3 separate regions of the Homo sapiens genome follow, and all the other regions are linked to region 1. A link is a loop called in an ENCODE intact Hi-C map of the cell type or tissue named here. Cell type or tissue: CD14-positive monocyte. All regions are shown on one strand. Region 1 overlaps LOC107985306 (a long non-coding RNA gene). Region 2 overlaps BCL3 (BCL3 transcription coactivator). Region 3 has its middle 9.8 kb from the start of BCL3.

Region 1 (2,500 bases):
TGGGATTACAGGAGTGAGCCACTGCGCCTGGCTTTGCCATTACTTTCAATGGTATAACTTCACTCACAGAACCGTTGTGAGGATATCAGTGAATAAATGTAAAGCCCTTAGCATAGTGCATGGCGTATAATAAGTGCTCGGTAATGTTTATTATTAATTATTATTATTACATTGAGTTCCAGGTCATCTCCCCTACTAGACCTCAAGCTCCCTGAGAGTAGGAGCTGGGCTGGTTTATCTTCACCTCTCTCATGCCAGTCAAGTTCATGTAACAGAGTTTGGTGATAGTAGTTGCTCAACAGACGTTTGTCAATGAATGAATGGGGACTGCTAGGTTGGGAAAGGGAAGGATGTGTATAATGAGCATCCACACTCCTTGGGCCTCTGCCTTGTGCTGGTCAGTGCTGGGAGCCCCTCAGTGATGGAGATAGCAATTGTGCTTATAGGGCTCATAGTTCAGCGGGACAGACCCATCCCCAGGCAGTGATGGCCCAGACTGGGCGGGGCTGGGGTAGGTGAGCTCACAGGAGAGATCTGACCCAGCTTGGAGGTCAAGGAGGGCTTCCTGGAGGAGGAGGTGTATGAGTTGAGACTTGGAGGGTGAATGGGGTGGGCAGGAAGAGTGGAGCTGTGTGCCTGGGGGTGTGCAAGGGCCTGGAAGTGAGATGGAACACAGTGTGTGGGGAAACAGAAAGAAGTTAAATCTGGGGGACTGTAGACCAGGGGTGAAGGTGAGAGGGCGGTGGGTGCTGAGAGATGAGACTGAGCGTCCCCTGGACTTTGCAGGCGTTGGAGGCAGTGGTGAGGAGCTTGGACTCTAAGGCACTGGGGAGCCATGGATGGTTTTGAGCAGGAAGGGGCTAGGTTGAGTTTGGGCTTTAGAAAGATCCCTTGGGCTGCTCTGTGGTAGGAGAATGGGAGTGGGGAGGAGTCCAGGCGGGAGGCTGGGGCAGGGAGGGGAGAGAAGCTGCCTGGCCCAGGGCTGGGCTGCAGGTACTGGGGAAGGCCAAGTTCAAGAGGCCTGGAGGGCAGGGCCTGGTGCCTGCCGTGAGAGTGGGGAGGGAGGTGTCCAGGTTTGGGGTTGGAGAGCTGGATAGACTCTCTGGGTTCCCAGAGGGGTAAAGAAAGGGGCAGAGACGGGGTGGGCGCATGGGGGGGCTCAAGGTAGCTGCAGCGCTTGTGCATGATCTGTGTGGTGCTCTGCTGCCCCCTGCTGGCTCAGGGCTGACCCTCTCTTGCAGCAAGTCTGGCAATAGTGACGACCCAATAAGCACAAACCCCAAACAGTGAAAGAAGGTGACATTTCTGGAGTGACAATGAATCAGGTGCTACAAGATGCACTTATGTTCACTGTCCCCACTCACACACCCCGACCCCGGTCTCCAGCTATCCCCTCCTGCCGACTCAGTACTGACCTCTCAAACCCGCCTGCTTTCTCTCCCCACTCCCTCGCTCCCTCTTTTCCTCCCCGCTTGCTTTCTCTCTTTCTTTTTTTTCTCTTTCTTTTCTTTCTCCACCTCTTCCCCCCCACACTCCTCCTCCCTCCCCCACCCCATTTCTCTCTTTCTTTTAAAAAATATTTTGCGAATCTGGCAGCCTCTGAACCAGAATAGGTTCAGAAAGGCTCCACCCTTTCTTCTTTTTTAAACGGTTTTGCGGTGTAATTCACATACCACACAATTCATCCATGTAAAGTATACAATGCGGGCTGAGTGCCATGGCTCACACCTGTAATCCCAGCACTTTGGGAGGCCAAGGCAGGCAGATCACTTGAGGTCAGGAGTTCGAGACCAGCCTGGACAATACAGTGAAACCCCGTCTCTGCCAAATACAAAAATTAGCCGGGCGTGGTGGTGCACGCCTGTAATCCTAGCTACTCAGGAGTCTGAGGAAGGAGGATCACTTGAGCCCAGGAGGTTGAGGCTGCAATGAGCCCAGATCGTAACCACTGCACTCCAGCCTGGGCGAGAGAGCAAGACCCCGTCTCTTAAAATGAAAACAAAACCAAAATAAAGTGTACAATTCAATAGCTTTTAGTAAATTCACAGAGTTGTGCAGCCATCGTTACAATCAATTTGAGAACATGGCTAGATGCCGTGGCTCATGCCTGTAATCCCAGCATTTTGGGAGGCTGAGGTGGGCGGATTGCCTGAGCTCAGGAGTTCGAGACCAGCCTGGCCAACATGGTGAAACCCTGTCTCTACTAAAAATACAAAAATTAGCCAGGTGTGGTGGCATACACCTGTGATGTCAGCTACTCGGGAGGCTGAGGCAGGAGAATCGCTTGAACCCGGGAGGCGGAGGTTGCAGTGAGCCGAGATCATGCCAGCCTGGGTGAAAGAGCAAGACTCCATCTCAAAAAACAAAACAAAACAAAAGAAAACAAACAAACAAAACATTGAGAACATCCTATCACCCCTAAGAGAAAGCTTGTATCCATGAGCAGTCACTTCCCCATTCCGCCCTTCCTCCCAACCCAACAACTACTACATCCACTTTC
Region 2 (2,500 bases), 64 kb before region 1:
GTAGGGGGGGCGCATAATCCCGAGTCCTCCCGCCTGGGGGACCCTCTGGAACTCCACCCCGCAGAGCTCAGGCTCCAGCTGGCTGCAAGTCCTCCTTATCCCGGCATCCACCCCCAACATCTCTTGGGAGCCAGAAATAGCCCTAACTCTTCTTTAAGAATAAGGACTTCCCCCGTCCTTCAGAGCTCCAGGATCCCAAACTACCTTGCCAGTCCTTGTCCCCTCAGAGACCCAGAAATACAGCGCCTCAAACCCTGGCCCTTTGGGAACACAGACTTTCAGGCCCCTTGGCGTGACCAGTTTCACCAGCCCAACGTCCTGCTGCCGCTGTCGTGAAATTCTTAAGTTTTGAACAAGGGACTCTGCAAATTTCTGTATCTGGTCCTGCCCGTAAAGCCCCTCTGAGTGCCAGGTCCCCAAGCTGCCAAGCTGCTCCTCATCCCCTCGGAGATTAAGGAATACAGTTCCCCAACTTCTGCCTTCTGAGAATCAGAACATCACCCCCCCCCCCCGCCCCCGCCTTCCTGCCCCCTCCCCAGGTTTCTGGCTGCCCAGTCCCTAACCTCTTGGGGGTCCAAATGCCCCAAGGCTCGTACCCGCCTGTGAGGAGATGGAAGCCCAGCCTCCCAACCTTTTGGCTTCTGCGGGGACCCAGACTTAGCGTCCCCCGCCCTCCTCGCCCCCACTGCCCTCCCCCGCGGGTGTGAAGAGGAGCCGGTGGCGCAGGCTGGGGCCGGGCCGCTGCCCGTTCCGGTAAAGTCTCAGCCCCAGCGGAAGGGGTTAAGGTTGGAGGAAGCGCCAGGAGGGGGGAGGCTGCGAGTGAGTGACGGGTGCTGACGTGGGGGAGGCAGAGCAGCTGGGTTGCGGTCAAGTTCTGCGGGAAGGGATTTCCCCCAGCAGGCAGCTGAGGCAGAAGTGTTTGCCTTGGGGGAGAGTCGGAGAGGGAGGGTGTGGGGAGGGCCTGGGGCTGGAGACTGGTGGGCCGGGTGGCCTCTGGCAAGCACCCTGCTTTTCAACAGCATGGACAGCTCACCACTGGGGGCAGAGACTGTCTGATTAAGCCCATTTCATAGATGACCCCCCAGAGGTACCCAGAAGGGGAGGGAACTAGGTTTTATTAGCTCTTTATAATCTAGGCCACTTTCTCCTGCTAGGGCTCTGGAGATGGCCTGCAACCACCCTGGGAGCTCTGCTCAAACATTACCCATTTCCATGCATTGAGCACTTACTGTTTGCCCAGCCCTGTTCTGTGCACTGTATTAATACATGTGTACAAGATCTCACTGAATCCTAATTGTGATAGGTGCTATTATGAGACCCAGTTTCCAAATAGGGAAACTGAGACTCAGGGACATGAAATCACTCAGTGGGCCAGTGGCGGAGCAGCCCTCTGCTACTTCTCTGCAGAAACAGGCCTGTTCATCTCTACCTGTGGTTTCCAGGCCCCAAACTAATTCTCACAGAAGTGCTTTGTATAAATCATGTCATTTCTTCCTCCCAGAGACCCTCACACGCGATGGTTCCTGTTTTTACAGAGAGGGAAACTGAGGCACAGAGGGAGTAGAACGTGGCCACGCTGAGATTCCAACCCAGGTCAATAGAATAATAAGAATCATGATGATCAATTGCAGTGAGTGCTTACTATGTGCTAGGCACAGACCAAACCCTCCCGTGCAGGACTTCTCAGCAGCCTCACAAACATGTTCTTCAGACTGCAGGTGATAAACCATGGGGGTTGTGAAATCAATTTAGGGGATCTTCAAATTAATGTAGTGGGCTGTGACCATGAAACAATGAAGTCGACTAGAATAGAAAATGGCAAAGTAAAGCTGTAAGCTGGGCTCGGTGGCTCACATCTGTAATCTCAGCACTTTGGGAGGCTGAGGTGGGAGGATCACTTAAGCCCAGGAGTTTGAGACCAGTCTGGGCAACATAGCAAGACTGCTGTGTTTCTACAAAAAAAAAATACAAAAATTAGCCAGGTGTGGGGGTAGCGTCTGTGGTCCCAGCTACTCAGGAGGCTGAGGTGGGAGGATCATTTGAGCCCAAGAGATCAAGGCTGCAGTGAGCTATGATTGCACCACTGCACTCCAGCCTGGGTGACAGATCGAGACCCTGTCTCAGAAAAAAAAAAAAGAAAAAGAAAAAAAGAAAAAAAGAAAATGTCACAGTAGAACCCACATAGTAAGGGCGAGTATTGTTTCATTTTGTGCAATTTTAATTTCAAGTTTGTGTGTGTGTGTGTGTGTGTGTGTGTGTGTGCTGGGTTTGAGATAAAATAATAGTAATATTAACAAACACTTACTCAACATTTATGCCAGGTCCAGTGATAGTTTTACATGTATAATTCATATAGTAAGTTAATCAATGAACTGTCTTTCTTGTTTTTAGGTTGTGACAAAATATCTAAAGACCACCGTTCCAAAAATAGTGTTCTAGGGGTGGGCTTGGGGCTCATGCCTGTAATCCCAGCACTTTGGGAGGCCAAGGCGAGTGGATC
Region 3 (2,500 bases), 50 kb before region 1:
GTATTTAAGAGATATATATGTATGTAAGAGACAGGGTCTCACTCTGTTGCCCAGGCTGAGGCTGAGGTGCAGTGGTGCGATCATAGCTCATTGCAGTCTTAGCCTCCTGGGCTCAAGCGATTCTCCCACCTCAGCCTCCTGAGTAGCTAGGACCACAGGCGTGATCCTCCCACCTCGGCCTCCTGAGTAGCTGGGACTATAAGTGTGTGTCATCATGCCTGGCTAATTTCTTTTTCTTTTTGTTTTTTGAGACGGAGTTTCGCTCTTGTTGCCCAGGCTGGAGTGCAATGGCGGGATCTCAGCTCACCGCAACCTCTGCTTCCTGGGTTCAAGCGATTCTCCTGCCTCAGCCTCCCGAGTAGCTGGGATTACAGGCATGTGCCACCACGCCTGGCTAATTTTGTATTTTTAGTAGAGACGGGGTTTCTCGATGTTGGTCAGGCTGGTCTCAAACTCCTGACCTCAGGTGATCTGCCAGCCTCAGCCTCCCAAAGTGCTGGGATTACAGGCGTGAGCCACCGCACCAAGCCATGCCTGGCTAATTTCGAAAATTTCTGCAGAAATGGGATTTTGCTACGTTTCCCAGGCTGGTCCATAAATCTTTCGCATGCCCAATTCCGTATAATCATCTGTCTTCTGGGGGAGCTGAGCTGTGATGATGGCACTGGAGTCAGACAACCTGACTGAGTATTGGCTCTGCTACATACTCATCTATCTCTTTGGGCCTCAGTTTCCCTGTCTGAGTTACAGAATAATGACAATGAGAATAATAACACCATGGCCGAGAAGAGCTAGTGAGTCAGCAATATAGCCCTTGGCAGGATTGCCTGGCAGAAAATGAGGACTGTATACGTACATCATCCTCATCCTCATTCCTAAGGAGCTGGGGCTCTGGAGTCAGACCCACTTGGTCTGTTCCCCACTCTGCCAGTTTCTGGCTGTGTGGTCTCTGGCAAGAGTGCCATGCCCTCTAAGCTTTGTTTGTAAAGTGGGGACAGACTCCTCCCTCTCAGGGTAGGGCACTGGCGAGGTCAAGCATGGAAAGTCCCCGCGGAGCCTGGGATGCTGTGGACATGCAATAACCAGGTGATGTCATGGGGGCTGGGGTGATAGGTGAGCCATGATCAGCAGGGCAGGCATGTCTGGCCCCCCCAGTGAGGCCCTGGGTTTGGGCTGACGGAGAAAGGGAAGTCCCAGGGCTGGGGAACCGTGGTGTCCTCCTGCAGAAGTTCCCTGATTCTAGGATTCACCAGGGAGGTGGGGAGGGGAAGCCCCCTGCCCTGCTCATTCGGGCAGCCAGAGGGCAGGGAGAAGGTACGGGAAGGAAGGCACTGACATGGTGGGGGAGTGCCTCCCTCATTGGACTAGAGCTTCCCAAGGATGGGAGGAAGACCTCTGCCATCAGACTTGGAGGCCCCCAAGGTGGGGACATGTTTCCCATCAGTGTAAGAGTTCCTTGAGGGTTTGAATTGCATTCTTCCTCCTCCATCAGATCAGAATCTCCCTGAGAATGAAAGTGTGACTTCTTCACAGATTAGATATCTCTAAAAGTGGATTTTGCTTCTCCCATCGGTTCCGTGAAGATGCATGGGGCATCTGGGTTCAGGACTAGATCTAAAAGGAAAAAAAAATGGGGTGGGGCAGCATGACTCCCTCCTCTGTCTAGATTCTCAATTGAGGGGAGCAATTTTGCCCCTCCTCCCCAGAAGACATTTGGATGAATGTCAGACTAGACTAGAGCTTCCTGAAGATAACAGGCATGCCTCCACCCTCATAGGAAACCTCCCTGTGGGTGGGTTTGGGTCCTGCCTCCTCCATCAGACTAGAGCTCACTACGCTGTAAATCTTGAATCCTTCTTGGGACTAGGAGTGCTGTCCGAGTAAAATTAAGTTTTGTCCATCAAATTAGACTAGGAAATATAAATTTCCCCAGGAGGGAGCTGGTATGTGCCTCCTCCATCAGATTAGTGGTTCCTTCTTGACTTGAGTTGGGGGAAATCATGCCACCCCTATCAGCCTAGCCACTCCCTAAGTAGGAGCCCTCCCATTGAATTAGAAGCCCCTCTTCTCAAGCCCACCCTGGCAGGGTGGAGCATGGTGCCTATCCAGGAGGGACAGTCCCTTTCCTGAAACTCCAGCCTTTTCCCTGGAAGTCGGTGCCTCCCCTACTCAAGGCCACAACCTGCCCTGTGGCCACCAGCATTTAAAAATACAGATGCAAAAGTCCCTCAGGCTCCTGGGAAAGCCGAGGTCACACTGGGCCCTTCCTCATTTGAGCCGGGACATGGCACACTCACCTCCCTTGTTTCCAACCGTCATCCCAGTGTCCCAGTCGGGGCCACCCATACCCTCCAACACATTCCCAGGATACTGAGGATGGGGCAGGGCTGTCTCTACTGCCTCATCCCTGTGGAGTCAGGTGGTTGCAAGTCAGGAGCAAATCCCAACACGGCAGCCTCTCAGCCAAGCAATCCTGGGCAGGCTCAATTTCCACATCCAA

Evidence for each region. A loop is a pair of places that touch in the nucleus more often than their neighbours do. Peaks named below come from ENCODE experiments on the same cell type or tissue, not always from the same donor. Only the 100,000 strongest peaks of a DNase experiment are listed, where the experiment ranks them.
Region 2: a loop joins it to region 1, with 4 times the contacts of the local background. A loop is called at or near these places in 13 of 110 quality-filtered maps.
Region 3: it touches region 1 in a loop (4-fold over the local background); 40 of 110 quality-filtered maps call a loop at or near these places.

Annotation. Positions count from the first base shown.
Region 1 is chr19:44,688,062-44,690,561 of GRCh38, reverse strand. LOC107985306 (a long non-coding RNA gene) reads right to left here. Exons shown (of 3, transcript XR_007067268.1): 3 at 2,018-2,330. Among named protein-coding and RNA genes, the nearest start is that of CEACAM16, 9.8 kb to the left of the region's middle. RefSeq lists enhancers at 354-853, 854-1,355. In CD14-positive monocyte, CTCF peaks have their summits at 1,009 and 1,209 (motif pointing left); DNase peaks (open chromatin) are centred at 1,221 and 2,471; H3K27ac peaks cover 356 bases.
Region 2 is chr19:44,751,841-44,754,340 of GRCh38, reverse strand. The region is part of intron 2 of BCL3 (BCL3 transcription coactivator); the gene reads right to left. Among named protein-coding and RNA genes, the nearest start is that of BCL3, 4.4 kb to the right of the region's middle. RefSeq lists silencers at 348-427, 508-717 and an enhancer at 838-907. In CD14-positive monocyte, a CTCF peak has its summit at 1,166; DNase peaks (open chromatin) are centred at 310 and 840; H3K4me3 peaks cover 2,500 bases; H3K27ac peaks cover 1,828 bases.
Region 3 is chr19:44,737,640-44,740,139 of GRCh38, reverse strand. No RefSeq gene overlaps it. Among named protein-coding and RNA genes, the nearest start is that of BCL3, 9.8 kb to the left of the region's middle. In CD14-positive monocyte, no CTCF peak of the experiment used is centred here; DNase peaks (open chromatin) are centred at 1,139 and 2,259; H3K4me3 peaks cover 873 bases; H3K27ac peaks cover 2,180 bases.